Regions from separate parts of the Homo sapiens genome. Here region 1 is linked to region 2. Evidence: read pairs that join two places in POLR2A ChIA-PET (ENCODE). Cell type or tissue: OCI-LY7. All regions are shown on one strand. Links, peaks and the distances in the headings refer to the core of each region. The heading gives the core; the rest is flanking DNA.

Region 1 (16,881 bases), core at 4,585-12,584, 100 kb after region 2:
AACATTAAAATTTTATCTTCAAGAGAATCAGCATGAATCAGATGAGAAAGGTTTTGCCAGAGGAACCTGTGGAAGGTTTAAAACGAGTCAAAGGAGTTCTATTACGAACGTTAGGATAAAAAGTGGAGACTTGGCTGGGCGCAGTGGCTCACGCCTGTAATCTCAGGCACTTTGGGAGGCCAAGGCAGGTGGGTCACCTGAGGTCAGGAGTTCGAGACCAGCCTGGCCAACATGGTGAGATCCCATCTCTACTAAAAATACAAAAATTAGCTGGGTGTGGTGGTGGATGCCTGTAATCCCAGCTACTTGGGAGGCTGAGGCAAGAGGATCTGGGAGGCGAGCCAAGATTGTGCCATTGCACTCCAGCCTGGGCGACAAGAGCAAAACTCTTTCTCAAAAAAAAAAAAAAAAAAAAAAGGTGGCGACACATTGACTCATGCCTGTAATCGCAGCACTTCAGGAGGCCAAGGTGGGAGGACAGCTTGAGGCTAGAAGTTCAAGACCAGCTTGGGCAACACAGCAAGATCCTGTGTCAAAAACAAACAAACAAAAAAGCCAGGCATGGTGGTGTGTGCTTGTTGTCCTAGCTACTGGGGAGGCTGAGGCAGAAGGACTGCTTGAGCCCAGAAGTTTGAGGCTGCAGTGAGCTATGATGAAGCCACTGTCCTCCAGCCTGGGTGATAGAGCAAGACCTTGTCTCTAAAACAAAAAAAGAAAAAATAAAGTGGAGACATTTAAGATAATTACTCCATCAGTAATAGTGGCAAATAGGGGCTCAAATTTAGTTCGCTGTCCTGCCTGTATTCTTTTTCCTCCTTCTGGTCAGAGAAGACAGGCTAAAAAAAAAATGCAATAGCTAAAATTAAAGAAAAAGTACTAAATAGATGAGGGTATGAAGAATGGCAAAAGGAAAGATACCAAGAACACTTACTGTTTTCTTTGTTCAAAATAACACATCAAATATCCAAGAAGCCAGTATTTCCAGCTCTCAGACAGCTCCTCAGGTCTACAGAGGATAAACTAAGCTACTCACTGTTTCTGTCATGCACCAGGGTCAGGCTGCAATGTCTTTCCCTTATATGACTATTATCTCAGTATCCTTCCTTTCTCCCATCTCAGCTCATCCAAATTCTACCAGTATGTTCAAGATTCAGTCAAATGCTATACATTTCAAGCATACGTTCCAGTTCCCTTTCAGGTGAAAACAATCTTTTCTTTTCCTGGACTCAGAAAATACTTAACCTGTGCCTTTCTTATGGCACTTGATACTTCTGTAGCTGGTTCTCAACACAGGCTATATATTATATTAAAGCACTGCAAGTGATTAAAAAAACAAAAATAAACCCCAGCCCTACCTCAGACCAATTACACCATAATCTCTGGGAGTGGAACCCTGTAGTGTTTTTAAAAAGTCTGCCAGGTCATTAAAATGGACAGCCCAGAGGTGAGAGCCCCTACCTTAGCTATGCCTTACTGATACTACTCGAGTTATCTTTATATCTGTAAATGGAGTGACATACATGTATAATTAAATTTTTAGGTCCAGAATTTTTTAAAAATTAGATTTTTGTATCCTCTGTGAACATAGTAAATGTGAACTAATAGTTTATCCAAGAATCAAATATTCCCATTCCCTAGGTAGTATTTTCAGTTTAGCTTAAAACATGGGATTTAGCTATATCTACAATTATGTAAAATCTGTAGATGCTCCCATTTAGAGACAGAATATTTTTAAAAAAGAACATGGTGAGTGTTTTGGTTTTTGGCTATAAACAATGCACACAGCTTACCTCTCTAACATCCACCATCCACCCTCCATCAACAAACAACAAGACGTTATACATTTTCTCCTTCACATCAGCAGTTAGGGCATCCAAATGCCCTTTCCAAATACCAAAATCCATCTGCAAAACAAACACAAGGCAGACATATAATGGATAAAACCCAATAAATAATGTATTTGGAAAATACAGACAGGAACATACATATAGAACATCATTCTAAAGAGTTGATGTTTCAGTCTGCCAAGTACAAAAATAAGTATCAACAGACTGCAGTTAAGTAAAACGCTAAAATGTTAACTTTGTAAATGAACGCTCATGTCACCTGAAGGCATTTTTCATGTTTGGTTAATTACCTACAGAAAAGTAACTAAACAGATTGCATCTTCCAAAGCAGGACATTAACAGGGAGATTACCTGTTATGATCGAAAGATAGTTGCTGAAGAAACGATCTCTTTAAATATACAACACACATTTATAAGATGCAGTAGGCACATCCTAGATCCATATTTAACTTACTTCATATTTCTTTTCTTTGTGTTCATGAGCCACTTTCTCAGTAAAAGTTGGTTGAGGTATCAAAGCAGGTTTTTGTGGAACTGAATTCATATGCTTAAACCACTCATTAAAGGTTTCATGGGCTTCCTAAAATGTGAAATAAAAAAACCAAAATATAAAATAACAAAAGTTTTCACTTTTATCGTTTCACCAACATTTTTAACATTTGATTCTTAGAAATAATTTTGCAGCATCAAGAAATAAAACTGTTCAATATATATTTTTTTCCCTCCAAAAATTCATATCATGAATAAATGTTTTGTCAAGTGACAAACAAGGTATATATATTGTGTTTTCTGGCATATTCTCCAATCTGAGCACCCTGATCGTATATGTATCTTGACATTCATCGCTCTGTAACATATGCATGTGTACTTGTCTTCTTAACTAGCCTATTAGTTTTTAGAGGGCAAGGATAGGGTGCTATCCACAGATTTGGCCCTACTACCTAACCCACTGTAATTACATAATTATTTATTGAATAAAATTTTTTTTTTGTTTTTGAGACAGGACCTTGCTCTGTCACCCAGACTGGAGTACATGATCTAATAAAGACAAGGCATGATCTCTGCTCACTGCAGCCTCAACTCCCTGGGCTCATGCGATCCTCCCACCTCAGCCTCTGAAGAAGCTGGGACTACAAGTACATGCTACCATGCCTGGCTAATTTTGTTTTATTTTTTTGTAGAGATGCAGGGGTCTCACTGTGTTGCTCAGGCCAGTCTTGAACTCCCAGGCTCAAGCAATGCTTCTGCCTTGGCATCCCGAAGTGTTGGGATTATAGGCGTGAGTCACCGCATCTAGCCTTGAATGAATTTTGAATGAGTATGCTGCTATTTTAGTCATAACAAACCTAGAGCATCTTGCTTTTTCTCAGTTATTGAAAAAAGCAGAAATTTAAAGCTGAGACATGCATCACAAAATCTTAAGAAAACATAACTTCCAGACATCATAGACACTATCTACCATGTGAGATGATCTTGGTTGGTTAGCATTGATTAGAGAATCATGCTAATGAAGATAAGGTCATGAAGTCAGTCCCCTTGTGGATGAGTCAGCACTATAGTCACAAGAGAGGTAAGATGAACCAACACTACTTCTAGAAAAAAGTTCAAACTCTGAGAGTGAATCCGAAAAATCATCATGAAGTAGGCACATCTGTGGCTTTCTTTACAGTCTCACCAAATAAGCTCTGATGCACAAATGTTCTCGGATAGCATTATCATCTTCAGCAGGAAGTGGACTTTCCATTCCTTGTTCCTCGCACTGATTATAGATTTCTGCTATAGAATCCTGAGGAATTTTCACAAATACTTCTTTTGCAGCTTCGTGCTTTTTTGATGCTGTGAAAAAAGATACACAATTTTGAATGCCTACGGACTTCTCTGTAATGGTTTCTAAAGGAGTCAAATCACTGGTTTACCAATTTTACAGTGACCTGTAACTATTTCAGGGCCCAAGGCACTCTGTTAAAGGTCTTGGTGATCTTTCTACCTGATAGACTGGCTTTTTCGTATCTCAATGTGATACTATCACAAAAGGATACATCAAATGCAGTTACTTTTACATACTTTTATGTCTTAAAGCAATTCATTTTTCAAAGTCGGATAGCCTTGAGATTATTTGCAAAATTGATTAGGACAATGAAAATTCACCATTAAAATATATTTTGTTTCATAATACCAGGTTTGATAGATAAAGAGTGGCTGGTTTTCTCCTCCCTATGGAAGGATCAAAAACAAAAAGCAACCCCCCACCCCAAATTCAAAAATACACGAATTTGAACAAAAACGTTTTAAAAAAGAATAAAAAATCTGGGTGTGGTGGTTCACGCCTATAATCCCAGCACTTCAGGAGGCTGAGGTGGGAGGATTGCTTCAGGCCAGGAGTTCGAGACCCGCCTAGGCAACATAGTGAGACCCCATCTCTAGAAAAAATTTTTTAAAAATTAGGTGGGTGTGGTGGTGGGTGCCTGTAGTCCCAGCTACTTGGGAGGCTGAGGTAGGAAGAAGAATGGAGCCCAGGAGTTTGAAGCTGCATAAAAATATACTATACCCAAGAATTTTCTCATAATTGCATTGCCTTGTTTCAGTGCTTCTGCCCTCTGCGCTGGGTCAAATACCAACCAGTCAATTACATCAATTTTTAAACGATCCTCCTATTTATTAAAGGGGAAAAAAAGAAAAAGGAATATCAGAGTTTTTTTTTTAAAGATATTCTACAAATTAGTAGAATTAACTTACACCTGTACTTCCAGTAAACATCATTTTCTCTCAAGTTATACAAAATTATGAAAGCATCTAACTTTCCTTAGTGTATTTTCATATTTAACAGCTCTCTATTAAATTATAGAAAATACTGCTGGGCATGCTGGCTCACACCCGTAATCCCAGCACTTTGGGAAGCCCAGGCGAGCGGATCTCTTGAGCTCATGAGTTCGAGACCAGCCTGGACAACATGGCAAAACCCCTTCTCTACAAAGAATACAAAAAATTAGCCAGGCATGGTGGCACATGCCTGTAATCCCAGCTACTCGGGAGACTGAGGGAGGGTGGCTTGAGCCTAGAAGGCGAAGGTTGCAGTAAGCAGAGATAGCGCCACTGCACTCCAGCCTTGGTAACAGAGCTAGACCTTGTTGTCTCAAGAAAATAAAAATAAAAATAAATTATAGAAAATATTAATCTGGAATTATATATTGTATGCCTTACCAACTTAACCACGTGATTCCTTTAAATGTTACTCTAAAATAGTTTTCTTAGATATAACTTTCTATTCCTTTCTGAAAATATGAGTAAGCAAGCTACATAAGTTAGTGATTAATCAAGTATTTAAAATAACCTGATGAGCAACAAGCCAAAGCTGAGATTTTTTTCTATTAAAGAAGCTCCTTTAACATACTACTATAAGTAATCCTTTACATAAGACTTTAAATTTAAAAGGTCTGGGCTGACAAAGACACATTCTTAAAAAAGAAAACCTAATAGAACTTCTTTTACGAAGGGAGAAGTTCACCAAGGAATAACATAAAAGATTATTAGAAGTTATAGAAACCTCTGCCCCCCCATCCCAAATTACCTCAGTAGTGCCAGTATCTAGGGCTGGGGCCAGGTCATGATGACTAAATTCACCATTATCTTTCTTTCGAATATTCTCAACTACAGTTTTTGTTATTGTTGCAACATCCAAATCTAAATAATTTTTTGAAGCGACAAAAAACAAAGATTAATCATTGATACTAATATTCTCTAAATAGTCATAATGATTCAGTAAATTTGGAACAGTAATTCCTTAAAAATAAAATATGTAAAATATGAAAGATATTTATATAAAAGAAAATGCCAGAATTAAAAGATATTTTACATATGAGTTACAGCATAAGTAACTTTAGTCCTAAAACAGAAATTCCCTGAAAATTTTATTCCTCTTTTCCCCTCAACAGAAATAAGATTTAAAACTATAAGGACAAATGTTACTACAGCCAAAATGAACATTTGCCTAGAAAGGCCAAAAGACAAAGTTTTCAACCATTTTTACCTGCTTCTTTAGCCAACTCCAGGCAATGGTGGCGCTGTTCAAATTCTGTAACACTTTCCAAAAATAATGCATACTGGGCAACAGCTAGGTCTTGAGGCAAATGACAGGTATAAAATGCTATAAGATTTGTATGTTTCTCTCTTATTAAAAGCTAAAAAATAGAAAAAGATCAAAGTATGTCAATAATAAAATTAAAAGTATACTTCAAAATTTCAAATGTATTCAGGAGAGGTTCATACAGATGTGGATTTGTGTTGCTAAACAGAATAATTTTATTTTATATTTATTTGTTTGAGACAGGGTCTCACTCTGTCACCCAGGTTAGGGTACAGTGGCATGATCATGGCTCACTGCAACCTGTCTCCTGGGCTCAGGTGATCCTCCCACCTCAACCTCCCGGGTAGGTGGGACTACAGGCACATGCCACTATGCCCTGCTAATTTTTTGTATTTTTTTTTAGTAGAGATGGCTTTTCACTATGCTGCCCAGGCTGGTCTCAAACTCCTGGGCTCAAGTGATCTGCCCACCTTGGCCTCCTAAAGTGCTGGGATTACAGGCATGGGCCCCTGTGTCCAGCCCAGAATAATTTTAAATTCCAAAAAGTGAGTACAGTTGGCTCTTAAACTGCACAGGTTTGAACCGTGGATTTTTTTCGATAAATATATTGGAAAATTGGCTGGGTATGGTGGCTTGCGCCTGTAATTCCAGTACTTTGGGAGGCTGAGGCAGAAGTATCACTTGAGACCAGGCCTGGTAGCTCTTGCCTATAATCCCAGCACTCTGGGAGGCTGAGGCAGGCGGATCACCTAAGGCCAGGAGTTCAAGACCAGCCTGGCCAACAAGACAAAACCCTGTCTCTACTAAAAATACAAAAATTAGCCAGGCGTGGTGGCGCATGCCTGTAATCTCAGCTACTTGGGAGGCTGAGGCAGGAGAATCACTTGAACTTGGGAGGTGGGTTGCAGTGAGCTGAGATCATTCCACCACACTCCACATTCCGGCCTGGGTGACAGTGAGACTCTCTCAAAAAAAAAAAAAAAAAAAAAGGTAGTATCACCCCTGAGGGCAGGAGTTTGAGATTAGCCTGGCCAACATAGTGAGACCCAGTCTCTACAAAAAAATAAAAAATAAGTTTGCTGGCCATGGTGGCACGTGTCTATAGTACCAGCTACTTGGGAGGTTGAGGGGAGAAGACTGTTTGAGCCCAGGAGTCTGAGGTTACAATGGGCTATGATCTAGCCAGTGAACTCTAGCCTGAGTGACAGAACAACATCCTATCTCTAAATAAATAAATACATTAATTTAAATATATATATATTAGAACATTTTTTGGAGATTTGTGACAATTTGAAAAATATTCATGCTTGAACCCAAGAGGCAGAGGGTACAGTACAGTGAGCTGAGATTGCGCCATTGCACTCCAGCCTGGGCGAGAGAGTGAGACTCCGTCTCAAAAAAAAAAAAAAGACTCACAAACAAATTAATAGCCTAGAAATACTGAGTAAATTAAGAAAAAGCTAGGTAGGCCAGTGGCTCACACCTGTAATCCTAGCACTTTGGAAGGCCGAGGCTGCTGGATCACCTGAGGTCAGGAATTTGAGACCAGCCTGGCCAACGTGGTGAAACCCCGTCTCTACTAAAAATACAAAATTAGCCAGGCGTGGTGGTGCACACCTGTAATACCAGCTACTTGGGAGGCTGAGGCCAGAGAATCGCTTGACCCCGGTGAGGCAGAGGCTGCAGTGGCAGTGAGCCAAGATCATGCCACTACACTCCAGCCCGGGCATCAAAGTGAGACTCCATCTCAAAAAAAAAAATAAAAAATAAAAAAAAAGGTATGTCATAAATCCATTATATGTAGATTCTGGTCTATTTTATCACTTACTACTATAAAATATATATGAATCTATTATAAAAAGTTAAAATTTATCAAAACGTACACACATTTACAGACCATACATTGTGGTCTAGAGAAATGTAAACAAGCATACAGATGCAGTATTAAATCATAACTGCATACAACTAACTGTAGTAGATACTATACTACTGTAATAACTTTAGAGCCACTTCCTGCCACTACTGGGGTGAGCTCAAGTGCTGTGAGTATCCATTTAAAATGCCGTGTGATGCTAATCATCTCTGAAGAGCTGTTGGTCTCTTCAGTTGCATACTGCAATAAAAAGTAAGCTTTCCCAGGTCTTGTTTTTTTTAGTGCAATACTATAAACCCTTAATAACACCACAGGAGCCATACAAAGTGCCAGTAGTGATACTGGAAGTTCTCCCAAGAAGCAGAGAAAAGTCATGAGATTACAAGAAAAAGGTGAATTGCTTGATATACTGTAGATTGAGGTCTGTAACTGTGGTTGTCCATTTCAAATAGACAATTCATCTTGTAAACAGACAACATAAACTTACAGTATTAACAGGTACAGTATAGTACTATAAACGTAGTTTCTCTTCCTTATGATTTTTATTATTTATTCTTTTTTTAACTTTTAAAAGTTATTTATTAATTTTTAAACTTAAAAAAAAAAAAAAAGACAGGTCCAGGCCGGGTGTCGTGGTTCACGCCTGTAATCCCAGCTCTTTGGGAGACTGAGGGGGGTGGATCATGAGGTCAGGCGTTAAAGATCAGCCTGGCCAACATAGCAAAACCCCATCTCTACTAAAAATACAGACAATTAGCCAGCACCTTTAATCCCAGCTACTCGGGAGGCTGAGGCAGGAGAACCGCTTGAACCTGGGAGGCGGAGGCTGCAGTAAGCCGAGATGGTGCCACTGCACTCCAGCCCGGGTGACAGCGCAAGACTCCGTCTCAAAAAAAAAAAAAAAAAAAAGACAGGTTTTCGCTGTTTCCCAGGCTAGTCTTGAACTCCTGGGCTCAAGCGATCCACCCACCTCTGTTTCCCAAAGTGCTGGGATTACAGGCGCAAGCCACCACGTCTGGCCTGATTGTTTTTTTTTTTTTTTTTTGAGATGGTCTCACTCTGTCACCCAGCTGGAGGGCAGTGGCGAGATCACAGCTCACTGCAACCTCCAACTCCTGGGCTCACTCGATCTTCCTGCCTCAGCCTCCCGAGTAGCTGGGTTTACAGATATGAACCACTGTGCCCTGCTAATTTAAAAAAATTTTTTGTAGTAGAGAGAAGGGTCTCCCTATGTTGCCCAGGCTGATCTCAAACGTCTGGACTCAAGCAGTCCTCTCGCCTCTGCCTCCCAAAGTGTTGGGATTACCGGTATGAGCCACCTCGCCGAGCCCCTTATGATTTTCTTAGTAATGTTTTCTTTTCTCTAACTTACATTATCATAAGAATACAGTACAGTTGAGCTTTGAACAACACGGGATTGAACTGTGCAGGTCCACTTCTGCATAAATTTTTTTCAACTCAACTTAGAAAATACAGTGTTATCTGGATGTGAAATCTGCAAATATGGAAGGCCAATTTTTCGTATATGCAGGTTCTGCAGGGCCAACTGTGGGACATGAGTATACACAGATTTTGTTATATGTGGGGGTCCTGGAGCCAATCCCCCAAGTATACTGAGGGATGACTGCATATGATACATGTAATATACAAAATGTGTTAATTGTGTGTTTATGTTATTGGTATGATTTCTGGTCAGCAGTAGGGTATCAGTAGTTAGGTTTTTGGGGAGTCAAAAGTTATAGTGAATTTTTGATTGTGCGGGGCGGTGGGGGTTGTTTTCCTAATCCCTGCATTATTCAAAGGTCAACTGTGCTGATAATTAAAAGATCTCTTATGGATTCTGATGCTTTCTTACCACTGAGAATTAAAATAGCATCATTCTGAGTTTTGTTTTCATTAAAATAGTAAAAAACAATCAGGTTGTAGGTTCTCAAAGTTTACCTGTATGTATGTCTTTAAAACTTCAATAGAAACTTCCTCCTTCATAGGAAAAAAAGACATAATTATAAATACACTGCTTATATGAAAGTAACAAAATTTTTGATACAAATTCCATTATTAAATAATTTAATAATTGTAATGTTTACCACTGAGCAGTAACTATACACCAAGCTAAGTGCTTACCAAAGTTCATCTACTGCCTGATTTAACCTTACCATAACTCTTTTTGGGTAGTTACTATTATTGTTCACATTTTACAGAGGATGAAATTAGGACCAAGGGAAGTTTTATTTACCCAGAGTTACACAGATAGAAGCTGCTGAATAAGGGTATATACTCAGGACTCCTACTCCAAAGCCCAAGCTTTCAACTACTGTATCATTCACTTTCTACATGCACTCTGACCAAAATGTTATCTTCTTTTTTAGAAAAAAAGCAACAAAACAACAACCAACAAAGTTTTAAAATCTCACATAGCACTCACTTTGTTTAGTTAGCTTAGCTGGTTGATTTAAAGCTGGGTACAGACAAGGATAAAGTTATGAATTTATTAAAAACCAGTTAACCAACAGCATTCTGTGGCCACAGACTAGAACCCTAAAGGGCCACTCTCAGTGAGTTATCATTGAGTGACTATACAAGACTATATGGAAGACTTTTGATTCCTTATCACCATTTCTAGAAAACAATAATAAAAAAAGTAGTGTTTTCTTGACAATAGGTATATAGCATCAACATTACAGAGAAGAAGAAATCGTTCATTTTTATATACCTTGGTCTGTAGTCCCAGAGTACGGAAAAACAAAATAAGGTGAGTCATAAAGCGAAGCAGGTGTCCAGGTAGATTGTTTCTGCTTTTGGAAAGCCATTTGCTAAACTCATCCATCAAACCTACAAGCCATCAAAGTGAAGATTCAACAATAGGAATAAAATCAAAAGAAAAAAATAAACATTACCAAGAACATTTATTTCACTCCTATAGTGCTTTCAAGTCACTGTCTCATAATTAATAGCCATGATATAACTCTACACCCTCTTTGAAACAGAGTTTGGGTTCAATCCGAACTTTATTTTATAAAAACCAAATGAAAGGTCACCTCTGACATAAAGTAAATAGTTGCATTCAAATAGGTTAATATTTATCAAGATTAAAAGATATGGTAAGTCACATGCATTGTTTGGATAACTTTAAAAAATCACTATAAGACAATGAAGAACTCATAAAGAGTAAAATAAAACTGGCTGGGTGCAGTCGCTCATGCCTGCAATCCCATGTCTATAACATATAGCACTTTGGGAGGCCAGGGAGGGAAGATCACCTGACGTCAGGAGTTGGAGACCAGCCTGGCCAACAGCGAAACCCCGTCTCTACTAAAAATACAAAAATTAGCCAGGCGTAGTGGTGCACACCTGTAATCCCAGCTACTCAGGAGGCTGAGACTGAAGGATCTTGTGAACCCAGGAGACAGAGGTTGCAGTGAGCTGAGACTGAGCCACTGCACTCCAGTCTGGGCAACAGGGTGAGACTTTGTCTCAAAAAAAAAAAAAAAAACACACACAAAAAACACAAAGTAAAATAAAACCATATCTTACCATCAATGTCTCCCAGGATAAGAAACTTTTGAACTATATGATAATGTTCTTGATTCTCTTCCAGAACTCTCTGAAAAAAAAGTTTTTAATTTTCCATAAATCTTCTAGCAGTCATTCTGTAGTATATATTCACTGTTAAACTAAAAATGTTAAACTTTTGAAGGAACATATAGAAAGAAAAAGCTGGAAATGAAGGGCCTTAGAAAGATCAAAACAAAATAAAACATGGAAAGGATACTGCCTTTGGAATATACTCACAGCTTACAAATCCAGAACTGAAAAGCATCTTTGAAAGTAGAGACCTATGTTATAACAATTTAATCTCTCAATGGTATTAAACTTTTATTCTTATATTTTATTCCTATTTACCTTGGCACTACACATGGTGGACGAGAAAGGAAGAACTCATGTGACCTAAGCAAAATAAACTATTAAGATTTCTTTCAACATGAGCAGCAGTACATGAAAGCATTCTTTGAGTATTCTCTTCTGTACATGGCACCAAGGGTGAAAAAAAAAAATAGTGATCAGGTACAGAGTAGAGAAAACCTTTTCTAACTTATTTGCAGCTTGATTTTTTGAAGAATATAGTTCATTTTTTGTTGTCAAACGTATTTTAATTTTTATTTAGTTGGCTGTCTAAATTTTCTTTCAGCATTTATTAATTTTTACATTCAAACCTTTGCTCTATATGGAATTTATTTTAGTTACATGGCATGAAGTAGGATCTAGCTTTGTTTTCTTCTGGATGGAAAGCCAATTATGCCAGCGCCATTTATTTAAATAAACCATCCCTTTCCCTCTGAAATGAAATGTCACCTCTGACATCTGTTAAGTTCTCATATATACTTGGATCTAGTTTGGACTTTGTGTTCCACTCATCTATTTATTTTCATGTCAGTTCTATACTGTTTTGTTGTATCTTCATATTAAGTGTTATTATTGAGTAAGGCAAGTACCCTCTAACTACTTTTTTTGCTTTCAGTGTGGTTTTTTTTGTTTGTTTGTTTGTTTTTGAGACAGAGTCTCACTCTGTTGCCCAGGCTGGAGTGCAGTGGTACAATCACGGCTCACTGCAGCCTCCACCTCCCTGGGCTCAGGTGATCCTCCCACCTCAGCCTCCTGAGAAGCTGGGACTACAGGAGCATGCCACCACACCCGGCTAATTTTTAAAATTTTTTTTGTAGAGATGGGGTTTTGCCATGTTGTCCATGCCGGTCTCAAACTCCTGAGCTCAAGTGATCCTCCTGCTTCAGCCTCCAAAACTGCTGGGACTAGAGGTGTGAGCCACCAAACCCAGATTGTTCTTTTTCAAAATGCTCTTGCCATTCTCAATTATTCTTCTACTTGACAAAATTTTCTGTCCAGAAGTAATACCCCAAAGCATTAGGTTTTTATGCTAATTTTGGAATGAGTGACATTTATATTAAATGCCCTCATCGAGGAACATGATATATCTATTTATTTATGTCTTATTTTATGTCCTTCAGTAAGATTCTATAGTTTTTTAAATGAAGGGCTTGAAACCCTGGATTAATTTTTTATTCCTAGATCTCTTTAGTTTTGGTCACTCGTTTAAATGGAACTTTTGGGGAGGGGGTACTAAATCCTTTTCTAAATAGTTATAACAAGCACAGAAAGACTTGACTTTTAAAAAAAAAACGTTGTCTTGTATCTGGCTACTTTAACAAATTCTCTTATTAATTCTAGTAACTTACTGAGCTTTAAGTTTCTAGACTAATATTTTTATCATATATAAATGTTCTTCCCTTTCTAGTATTTATATCTGTTCCTTAATTTTCTTGTTTTATTTCATTAGCTAGAATATCCAAAATAATAGACTGGTAATAAACTCTTGACAGAAAAAGCATTAATTTCCTTACTATATCAAGTGCTCCTATATAATAATAAGAAAAATATAAAACACCACAGAAAAATAGCTAAAAGATATGAACAAAAAATTCACAAATGGTCAATAAACATAAGGAAACATGCTCAGCCTTATGAATAGACAAGAAAATGTGAGTAGAACAGCAAGTTCCTATTTCCCACCTACTCTGATGGATTGGCAAAACATAAAAAGTGTGACATTTGAGGCTGGTGAGAATGTATAATTCAATAAATTACTTGTGGAAGTATGAATTAACTGCCACAACCAGGTAATAAATTATTTTTCCATTTCAATTTTTTCTTTTTTTTTGAGACAGAGTTTCGCTCTTGTTGCTCAGGCTAGAGTGCAACGTTGCGATCTTGGCTCACTGCAACCTCTACCTCCTGGGTTCAAGTGATTCTCCTGCCTCAGCCTCCCAAGTAGCTGGGATTACAGGCATGCAGCATCCATTTCAAAATGTTTCTTTACCTACCTACCTACCTATTTAATTTTTCTTTTTTCTTTGAGACAGGGCCTTGCTCTGTTGCCCAGGCTGGGGTGCAGTAGTGCAATGACAGCTCACTGAAGCCACGACCTCCTGGGCTCCAGTGCAGTAGTACAATCACAGCTCACTGAAGCCACGATCCTCCCACTTCAGCCTCTGGAGGAGCTGGGACTACAAGTGGGTACACCACCATACCCAGCTAATTTTTTTTTTTAGAGACGAAGTTTTGCTATGCTGCCCAGGCTGGTCTAAACTCCTGGCCTCAAGTGATCCTCCCATCTTGGCCTCCCAAGTGCTGGGATTACAGATGTGAGCCACCATACCTGGCCTTTTTATTTATTTTTATTGTATATATTTTTAAGGTATACAACCTGATGTCTTCAGAGAATTCATTCAGAAACACTGTATGTATGTATATACAATGTATAAAGCATATACTTATTTATACTCCTTAACCTGGTAACCCTGCTTTCAGGAAACTTATCCCAAAGAAACAGAAGGACTAGTAGTTAAGTACACACACATGTAACTTCATTACAGCACTAGAAATAACCTAAATACTACCCAAAGGGGAATGATTAAAATAAATCATACATTATTCTAAAGAACACTATGTATTTATTAAAAAGAATAAGGTTAAGTGAAAATGAATAAACTAACTTGGAGATTATCATTAAATGAAAAAAATCAAGCTGTAGAGTAATATATGTAGTAAAATGTGAAAAACACAAAAATCAAAATTCTAAATTGGAGTATCTACATTATTTACACATATTCGTAAGATCATGGAGAGAAATATAGAAGGATACATATCAGTATGTTTTATCATCTCAGGGGAATAACCATAAAGGGGTAGAAATTACTATAAAGGTTTTATTTATACATTCTAAAATTATTTTATTGTTACAAGTACATACAATATTACTACAGTTGTTTAAGCATTTTTAAAAGAATATAATTTTTAGAAAATATTAGATTTTAAGATCTAGGAAAATAAAGTCTTAATAATTTTCCATAATGTGTTTTAAATTTTAAAAAAGGAATAAATATAGCTTACGTGCATATACTTAGATGAAATTAATCCGAAACAAAAAACTAAAAATGATGTATCATTTATGTAATTAAGTTTCTTCGTTTCAAAGAATGATTCTTATTTTAATAGGTGAGAAAAAGGGAGAAAGTTCCACCTTTTTCCTTTCAGCTACAGTGCACAATAGAATAACACTGTTTCCTATTCCAGATACCTAACATATTCCTATTAACATTTACCTTTTTGTCAGTAGCTTGAAGTTCCTCAAAAACCTTTTCTAACGTCCAGCTTCAAAAGAAACAACGGGAAAAGAATAATGTTAATAATATGAAAAAGGGGTGTAAAACGAAACATCAAAGAGCATGCTACAAATCACCATGACTCAAAACAATCCAACAAACTCACTTTGCTCCCAGATATTCTCTAGGGAGTTCTTCAGTTTCATCCAGAGTTGCTACTGATGTCTGGATCTCCTGTTCTACCAGACTGTCCACCATCACCCGGAAGTAGGCCCAAACTGTGTCTTCCCAGGTGTCACAGACAGGAAGCAGCTTTTTCCCCATTACAAAACAGAAACATATAGACATATTCAACAGAAAAGAAAGGAAAAGCAATTACATCCAATGATACAGACTATAAAATCACTTTATAATGATATAAAACACGGCAGATTTTAAAAAAATTATGCCAAATAACCTTTCCTCCGCCAACTACATCTTCTAAGATGTTTGAACTGTTCAGATTTTTTCATACTGTTAACAACAACATCAGTTTTCCAGGCTGATATGACATTTCAACTGATTAGTATAGTATCCCTAAAGATAGCTATAATATGTAGGGAGTAGTGGGTTGTGAGAAAACATGCGTATGTAAGACAACCCAAGGACTCACTGTGTCTTTCCGGTACATTTCTGCATACAGCTATGAGTATTTTAAGTCATCAATAAATGTGTGTTGGAGTTAAATTTACAATTCTTAGTTAAAAACTGAAATCTGATTTCATTCATTAAAATACCATGCATGTTATGGGATACATCAAATTAAGCAGAACAAGTCACTATCTGATTCATGATTATCTCTATCATTGCTACACTTAAGTATGTATATACTTAAGTATACAAACTTAAGTTTATATTTGTTATATACAATTGTTAGAATATTTTATTTAATTTTACTCCACAGAAAAAATTTAAACATTAAAACAGATTGCATACCTGCTTAAGATTCCCACTTAAAGCTGCATAAATTGCTCTCTCGTATCTATTAAAAAGCTCCTAAAACACAATGAATATAAACAAATTTGAAATATTGTTTTTCTTAGTATGTCAATTTTCCTCATAATGTGGAGTCTTGCAAACTCTTCTAGACTGAACCTATTCACTTGATAGTTTTTAAACTTTAGTGAAAGATCTAGTGGGGTAATAACAAGGAAGAACTTCAGTGTGATGAAATAATAAATGCTGAAATCTAGAGGAAAAAGTAAAACATTTAAATGCCAAATATCAGGTGAAAGCAGATCCAACTCTAGTGGATGCTTTGAATATTTAAAATCAAATTTTATTCCAGATACAATCTATATAGTTATTTACTCCTAGAATGTTTCTCAATACCTGACATTCTGATACTGACCTGATACTCTCTGATACTGACCTATGTACAACATCAAAACAAGGCATGCATTAGTTTGCATTTAATTCCTACATAGAACTAACTAATTCCCCATTTTACTTTTGGGATTCTATTAATGGTATTTCCAGTTTTCTTATCATCCAAACAAGAGACTTCAGAGACTCTTACTGCATAACTGAGTCCACCTCTGCCTTCTGTTTCTAATCACCGGTCCTGACCAGTGTCTCTTCCTTCCTTTCCATTATCATCAATACTATCCTAGGAAAGACCCTTATGACTTAGTGTCCAAATAATTCTGACAGGCTCCTAATTACTTTTTCAGGCTTTTATCCATCTAATTTTAAGTATATTTTTTCTACTGCCATGCTGATCTTCTTAAAAACACTTCTGCCATGTGCCCTAAAGCTTCTACCACCCTGACATCCAATTCCACAAGCAAACTTTAGGCCTTTTTCAAGGTAAAGTGCCATATTTATTGTAGTATTTATGTATTTTTTGAACTGTTTGAC
Region 2 (8,000 bases), core at 1-8,000:
TCTCAGAAAACATACTCTACGGTAGGGGTCTGCAAACTGTGGCCCATCACCCATCGACTTTTATAAATAAAGTTTTATTGAACACAGCCATGCCTATTTGTTGACTTGTTGTCTACAGTTGCTCCTGCATTACAAGAGCGGGGCTGAGTAGCTGTGACAGAAACCATGGCCCGGCAGAGCCCAAATAATTAACTATGTGGCTCTTTACAGAAAGTTTGCCAACTCCTGTCCTAGGATACTATAAAAATACTATAAAAAATACCATGAAAAAATGCAATATTGGGAGTGGTTTTTAAAGTTTTGGCTAATGTTCGCAAAAGAATGCCCCAGAAACTATTAAATTATCTCTCTCTATATATATTTTTAAAATATATAAAATAAATATTTAAAATATATATTTATATTTATATAAATAGTAATATATATAATATATACAGGTGCCTGCCCATTTATATTTACATAAATATATATTTTTATATTTATATAATTATATTTTTATATTTATATAAATATATATATTTATATTTATATAAATATATAATTATATAAATATATATAACAATGTAATATATAATATACATTAATATATAATAGATTTATAATTATATATTATATATTTATACATTATTTAAATATAAATATATATATATATATATTTTTTTTTTTTTTTTTTTTTTTTGGAGACAGAGTCTCGCTCTGTCACCCAGGCTGGAGTGCAGTGGCACCATCTCGGCTCACTGCAAGCTCCACCTCCTGGGTTCACGCCATTCTCCTGCCTCAGCCTCCCCAGTGGCTGGGACTATAGGTGCCCGCCACCACGCCCGGCTAATTTTTTGTATTTTTAGTAGAGACGGGGTTTCGCCGTGTTAGCCAGGATGGTCTCGATCTCCTGACCTTGTGATCCGCCCGCCTCAGCCTCCCAAAGTGCTGGGATTACAAGCATGAGCCACTGCACCAGACCTAAATACTATATATTTAAAAAGCATCAGGCTGGAGGTGGTGGCTCATGCCTGTAATCCCAATACTCTGGGAGCCAAAGCAGGAGAATCACATAAGCCCAGCGGTTTGAGACCAGCCTGGGCAACAGGCCAAGATCTCATCTCTGAAAAAAAAAAAGTAAAAAAAATTAGCCAGGTGTGGTGGTGCACACCTGTAGTCCCAGCTAACTCTCAAGGCTGAGGAGGAAGGATTGCTTGAACCCAGGAGGTTGAGGTTGCAGTAAGCCATGATCATGCGCTGCACTCCCGCCTGGGCAACGGAGTGAGAGACTGTCTCAAAAATTTAAAAAATATATATTTTTTTAAGCATCAGATAGGCTTGCTCTGCAAAGATCTTAGATCTTTGTAGTCAAAAATACCTAGAATTGTTTGAATTCCAATTGTGACAATTAGTTGTAGGAACCTTAAACAAGTTATTTAAAACCCCAGTCTTAGCTAAAAATGGAATCTGAGGCTGCAAAGATGACAGAAGATCATAATATAAACTGCATGGTGTACAGTCTAGAACACAGTCTTAGTTTCCCACAATTTATTAAACCCCAAAGAAAGAAAAGATGGGAGAGGAATGCACTTTCCTTTAACTCCCTTCACAAACTGGTGAATGATGACACCCAATGATGACTACAACATTCTCAAATGAGGGAAATTAAAACGAAGAAGAAAAAAAAACTGGCCCTACCAAAAGCTTTCACAACTAGGGACTTAACCTGAAAAACGAGATTTTGTTGTTGTTGTTTGAGATGGAATTTCGTTCTCGTTGCCCAGGCTGCAGTGCAATGGCGTGATCTCAGCTCACTGCAACCTCCGCCTCCCGGGTTCAAGCGATTCTCCTGTCTCAGCCTCCTGAGTAGCTAGATTACAGGTGCCCGCCACTATGCCCAGCTAATTTTTGGTATTTTTAGTAGAGATGGGTTTTCACAACATGTTGGCGAGGCTGGTCCTGAACTCCTGACCTCAGGTGATCCGCCCGCCTGGGCCTTCCAAAGTGCTGGGATTACAGGCATGAGCCACCACGCCCGGCTGAGATTTTTTATAGATAGGATTTTTTAAGAGAATGCAGGACAGGACTAACAAAAAGAAAAAAAGAAATACCCCTCTACTCCACACGAGTTATTAAGAAATTATTTTAGGCAAATGGAGAGGAAAAGTGGTCCTTGGAAGGTTTTTCGTAGCTCCAGAAAAATTTCTTGTCTAGCATAAAAGCCCTGGCTCTTAAAGGCTGGCAACCTTTAAGATGCAAATGCAAGAGGGTCCACCCAACATGGCGATTCCCACCGTTGTCCTCTTGCCCTTGCTCCATCAGGTACCTAACAGCATGGCCGCCCCCACATAACCCCGTGTGTAAAATGTCATGGCATCCTGCATTTGTGTATTAAAGGACTGGGGTGGGAGGGCCAGTTTTCTTGAGGGCTAAATGACATGCCTGGTCAAACCAATCCTCTGAGCCCTATGCAAATAAGACACCACCCCCTCCAGCCGTCACATAAAACTGGCTAGTATTGTCAGAATGTAAGGTCTCCTCTTTCAGCTTTAGAGCCCCCCTCCCTCTGTCTGTGTAAGGGGGAGCTTCTTCCTTCTGCCTTCTCCCTTCTTGCCTATTAAACGCTCTGCTCCTTAAAACCACTCCACGTGTGTCCGTGTCGTTTTATCTAATTCAACTCAAAACAAAAAACCTGGTGTTCCTCTACTCCTCAAAGCCATATCAGTAACAAGGCAGTGTCCCAGGTACAAAGCAGGAACAAGGACTCTAAATATCATTCAGCTAGAATTCTGATATAACTTTAACAAAAACTATACATTAAATAGGGGTCCGGGCAGGTGGCTCACATCTGTAATCCCAACACTTTGGGAGGCCAAGGCAGGCAGATCACTTGAGGTCAGGAGCTCAAGACCAGCCTGGCCAACATAGTGAAACCCCATCTCTACTAAAAATACAAAAATTAGCCAGGTGTGGTGATGGGAGCCTGTAATCCCAGCTACTCAGGAGGCTGAGACATGAGAATCGCCTGAACCGGGGAGGTGGAGGTTGCAGTGAGCCAAGATTGCACCACTGCACTCCAGCCTGGGAGACAGAGAGACTCAATCTCAATAAATAAATAAATAGGGTATAATAATTCTCTTTTTAACCAAACTTGTAGGTTGGATACTCATCAAGTTTTAATTGGATTCAATTTTATCACATATATTTCCGCTCAAGAGCCTATTTTTTCCACTGGATTTATTAAATGTTTTCATTTTTGTCATTAATGATCTATCTCCCAATGAAGGCAAGAACCATATCTACCTTGACTACCACTGTATCTGCAGTGCCATCTCAACTGTATGGAATTTGGTATAAACTTAAATATCTACAAATGAAGAACCTGCTCTCAGACTGAGCAGGAGCTCATCATGCCATCTAGCGGTCTACATAAGTAACAGCTCCGTTAGGTACAGTAACTCTAGAGGGCAGGTATGCGTTCATACAATCACTGCTTTGGAAGAGAAAAAAAGATAATACAGGAAGTAACAAGAATAGGTAAAAGACTAGGATTACTATCACAATTGGTTCCACTTCCTACATCTTCTAGAGTACTATACAATGATTACTAATACCCAGAATAATGGCCATGAGACACTGCCATATTACCAAAAAATGTATCCAATCCTTTGGTTTCCGTGGGCGACATTGGAAGAATTGTCTTGGGCCACACATAAAATACACTAACAATAGCTGATGAGCAGAAAAAAAATTGTAAAAAAAAAAATCATAATATTTTAAGAAAGTTTATGAATTTGTGTTGGGCCACATTCAAAGCCATCCTGGCATATGGCCCACAGGCCATGGGTTGGACAAGCTTGATTAAAGACATACAAAACAAAATATTCCATTTGTCAAGCATTCTTGTTAACAAAAAAATTTTTTACCAAACTTCTTTCAGTGACATCTCTTAAGAAATGCTGCTCACTAATATTTTGGAAGTCTGTATTAGTAATGAGAAAGTACTGATACTCTCCCGTCATCCATGCAATAATAAACCTGCATTTTTTTTTTTTTTTTTTGAGATGGAGTCTCGCTCTGTCACCCAGGCTAGAGTGCAGTGGCACAATCTCAGCTCACTGCAACCTCCAACTCCTGGGTTCGAGCGATTCTCCTGCCTCAGGCCCCCAAGTAGCTGGGACTGCAAGCATGCGCCACCACGCCTGGCTAATTTTTGTATTTTCAGTAAAGACATGGTTTCATCTTGTTGGCCATGCTGGTCTTGAACTCCTGACCTCAGGTGATCCACCCGCCTCAGCCTCCGAAAGTACTGATTACAGGCATGAGCCACCGCACCCAGCCCAGTATAAACCTGTATTTTACAGCATAAGTAAATAGAACTTACCTGATGTCTAGACCTATTTGGCAAATGTTAAGTTCAGACTATGCTGACTTTTTTGCTGATGGCTGTAATAAAATATATTTTTACTCTAAATAGTCAAATTTGCCTTAAAATGCTAAAATATTTAACTGAACCAAATTTTTGGTTTTGTTCCTTTTTTAAAAAGTGTAACTCTCAAATTCTCAAACAACTCTATACTCCAATTTATTTGACTGTACTATTGGTGCAGTGGTCCACAAATATTCTCTAATACATACAGTGACATTGATAATTACTAATACTACTACTAATTTTACCAATACCGGTGTTACTCCACTATTTTCCACATTTCTCACAATACCTTGGGTTGAAGGTGGAGATCAATATAGTAGTTTTATTTTAAAGTAAAATTTAGCACTGTGTTTTCTATCAATCTCGTAAGACACATGTACATTCTATCCGTATCCTTATTAGGACTGCCAGGACTAGACTTTGAACAGTAAGAGTCTTGCCTTACTTAAAATGAGAACATTACCGGATTCGATGGCGTCCCTGTAGATTCACTGCTACTGCTTCTTTCACAACATATCTCCCTTATTACACACAGAGCCAGGCTTTCATCAAAGGAAAGGGAAATACTATCAGATTTGTGGCGTTTTCTTTGTCGTTCACCAGATAATTCATCTGAATTTTCTTCTGGATATGTAAGGAAAAAAAATAAATTGCTGTACTGTGATTTAGAAAATTGAGCTGTTTTGAGTACCTATTTGTACAGAAACTTAGTTTCAATAAAATTAGTTCAAAAGTTAACACTGTTTTATTGAATCTGTCCAACTGTTACAGCAGAACACTATCTGTGTGTATTTATTTATTTGTTTATTTATTTATTGTCTGAGAAAGGGTCTTGCTCTGTCACCCAGGCTGGAGTACAGAGGCACAATCTCGGCTCACTGCAACCTCTGCCTCATGGGCTCAAGTGATCCTCCCACCTCAACCTCAGCCTCCCGAGTAGCTGGTACCATAGGAACGGTACCATAGGAATGCACCATTTTGTATTTTTTGCATAGACAGGGTTTCACCATGTTGCCTAGGCTGAGAATACTATTTTTAAAAAGCTTTCTATTCTTCTTTCAGAACTTTATCTCCATACATCACAATTTAATCTATCTAATAAAGTTTTTATTAACCAAAAAATCTAGGAATTTTTTTCTGTCAAAACCAAACTTTAAAATATAAGAGCTCATCTGTTTTTTTCCGAAAAGAGCCAAAGTGTTTAATTTACTCATATGGTATTCTTAATGTTTCAATTTCTTCAGTACCCTACACTTTTTCTTTTGAGACAGAGTCACACTCGACCACCCAGGCTGGAGTGCAGTGGTACATTCTCAGCTCATTGCAACCTCTGCCTCCCAGGTTCAAGTGATTCTTGTGACTTCAGCTTCCAAGTAGCTGGGATTAAAGGTGCACACCACCATGCCTGGATAATTTTTGTATTTTTGGTAGAGACAGGGTTTCACCATGTTGGCCACACTGGTCTCAAACTCCTGGCCTTAAGTGATCCTCCTGCCTCAGCCTCCCAAAGTGCTGGGATTACAGGCCTAAGCCACTAAGCCCGGCTCTTCAGTACCCTATATTTTAAACAGAAATCAAAACCAGTAAAAAGTTTCCATTTCATTTTAAATAATAAATTATCTCTGAATGGGTCAGAATGTTAGACAAATCCGTTAGACATAAATGAGAATACTACCTTATACTAGACATAAAAATGAATTCCAGGTGGATTAAAGATCTAAATATAAAGAACAAAACCATTCAAGTACCTATAACAAAATATTCTTATAATGCTGGGGTGGAGAAGTATTTCATAATACTGCAAAGTCCTCAATAAAAAGACTATCAAGATTAGACCATGTCAAGGTTTACATGACAAAATAAAATACCAAACAAAAGTTAAAAGGCAAAGGTCAAATTCGAAGATAATATCTGCAACATATATAGTAAAAATTACCCATAGTATACATATTATACAAAGTCCTACCAAATCAAGATAGACTGTATTTTCTTTTAAGGAAACAGGAAAAAGCAAGTCACAGAAGAAATACAAATGACTAATAAACATATGAAAAATCTTGAGTCATGTACTTGAGTAATAGAAAAAAAAACTCTTACCTCCTAGGGATCAAAGAAATGCAAAGTGAAATGATATCATTTTTCACCCATGAGAATGACAAAAATTAAAATGAGATAGTATCACAGATTTCTGAAAGGACTTTTTTTATCATTTTCTTGAGACAAAGTCTCACTCTTGTCCCCCAGGCTGGAGTATAATGGCACAATCTCGGCACACTGCAACCTCCACCTCCTGGGTTCAAGCAATTCTCCTGCCTCAGCCTCCTGAATAGCTGGGACTACAGGTGCCCACCACTGTGCCCGGCTAATTTTTTTTGTATTTTTAGTAGAGACGGGGTTTCACCGTGTTAGCCAGGATGGTCTCAATCTCCTGACCTCGTGATCCTCCCTCCTCGGCCTCCCAAGGTGCTGGGATTACAGGCGTGAGCCACTGGACCTGGCCGGGATTTTTACGTTTTATCGAGATCACAAGTTCTGCACGTGAGTTCTTAATCATGTTTGTGTTCCCTATTTTTAAAAAGGTGATCTTGGCCGGGCTGCAATTATAAATAATGCTGTAATTAGTATCTCTACATATAAATCTTTGAATTTTTTATTACATCCTTAGGATAGATTACTAGAAATGGAGTTACTAGGATAATGTTAAGAACTCTAAGACTTTTTTTTCTTTTCTTTTTTTTTTTTTTTTAAGAGGGAGTCTCACTCTGTACCCCAGGCTGGAGTGCAGTGGTGCGACCTTGGTTCACTGCAACCTCCACATCCCAGGTTCAAGCGATTCTCCTGCCTCAGCCTCCCAAGTAGCTGGGATTACAGGCGCCTGCCACCACACCTGGCTAATTTTTGTATTTTTAATAGAGATGGGGTTTCACCATGTTGGCCAGGTTGGTCTCGAACTCTTAACCTCAAGAGATCCACCCGCTTCGGCCTTCCAAAGTGCTGGGATTACAGGTGTGAGCCACCGCACCAGGCCATCTAAGCTTTTTTATAATCCGAAAAATTTAATCAATTTTTACCCACTTTTACCAATTTACAGACCAACAGTTTATCAGTGCTAATACACAAGTTATTAGCACTGATGAGTAAGGATGAGTAAAAATTTTATTTTTACTAATTTGATAGATCAAAAGGACACCCTTTTGGCATTTTTTACTATCTGTAAAGCTAAAAATCACCAAAATTCACCCTCTCCCCATATTTATTAGTCATTCGTATTTACTGTGAGAAATTTTTGTGAACTGTCTGCCCTTTTTGCTATTTGAAGTTTTAATGTTTTCCTTATTGATTTGGGAAGACTTTTTATGTAATACAGATATTAACAGTCAAATTTAAAGTGACTATCTTTCAAATATGTTGTATTCTATTTTTCATTTAACTTTTAAACTCATTTGAAATTCATTTTGGCATAAGGTACAGATCTAACTTCACCTTTTCCCCAAGTAACTACCATTTGTTCTAGTTCCACCTCTGCCCTAGACACCTCTGCCCTTCCTGTCTTCTGCCCGCATGTACGAGATTCTGGTCTGGGTTCATT

The links. Peaks named below come from ENCODE experiments on the same cell type or tissue, not always from the same donor. Only the 100,000 strongest peaks of a DNase experiment are listed, where the experiment ranks them.
Region 1: POLR2A ChIA-PET joins it to region 2 with 5 read pairs; 7 of 35 experiments call an interaction of 5 or more read pairs at or near these places.

Annotation. Positions count from the first base shown.
Region 1 is chr12:68,720,254-68,737,134 of GRCh38, reverse strand. NUP107 (nucleoporin 107) reads right to left here. Exons shown (of 28, transcript NM_020401.4): 15 at 15,958-16,017; 16 at 15,149-15,294; 17 at 14,983-15,031; 18 at 11,339-11,408; 19 at 10,518-10,636; 20 at 9,746-9,784; 21 at 5,875-6,025; 22 at 5,416-5,528; 23 at 4,396-4,498; 24 at 3,523-3,683; 25 at 2,302-2,427; 26 at 1,791-1,904. Among named protein-coding and RNA genes, the nearest start is that of SLC35E3, 17 kb to the left of the region's middle. In OCI-LY7, for the core only: a CTCF peak has its summit at 5,922; no DNase peak of the experiment used is centred there.
Region 2 is chr12:68,825,806-68,833,805 of GRCh38, reverse strand. MDM2 (MDM2 proto-oncogene) reads right to left here. Exons shown (of 11, transcript NM_002392.6): 8 at 4,875-5,035. Among named protein-coding and RNA genes, the nearest start is that of MDM2, 22 kb to the right of the region's middle. RefSeq lists a silencer at 2,230-2,471 and enhancers at 1,890-2,563, 3,467-3,646. In OCI-LY7, for the core only: a CTCF peak has its summit at 3,406 (motif pointing left); a DNase peak (open chromatin) is centred at 3,415; H3K27ac peaks cover 1,090 bases.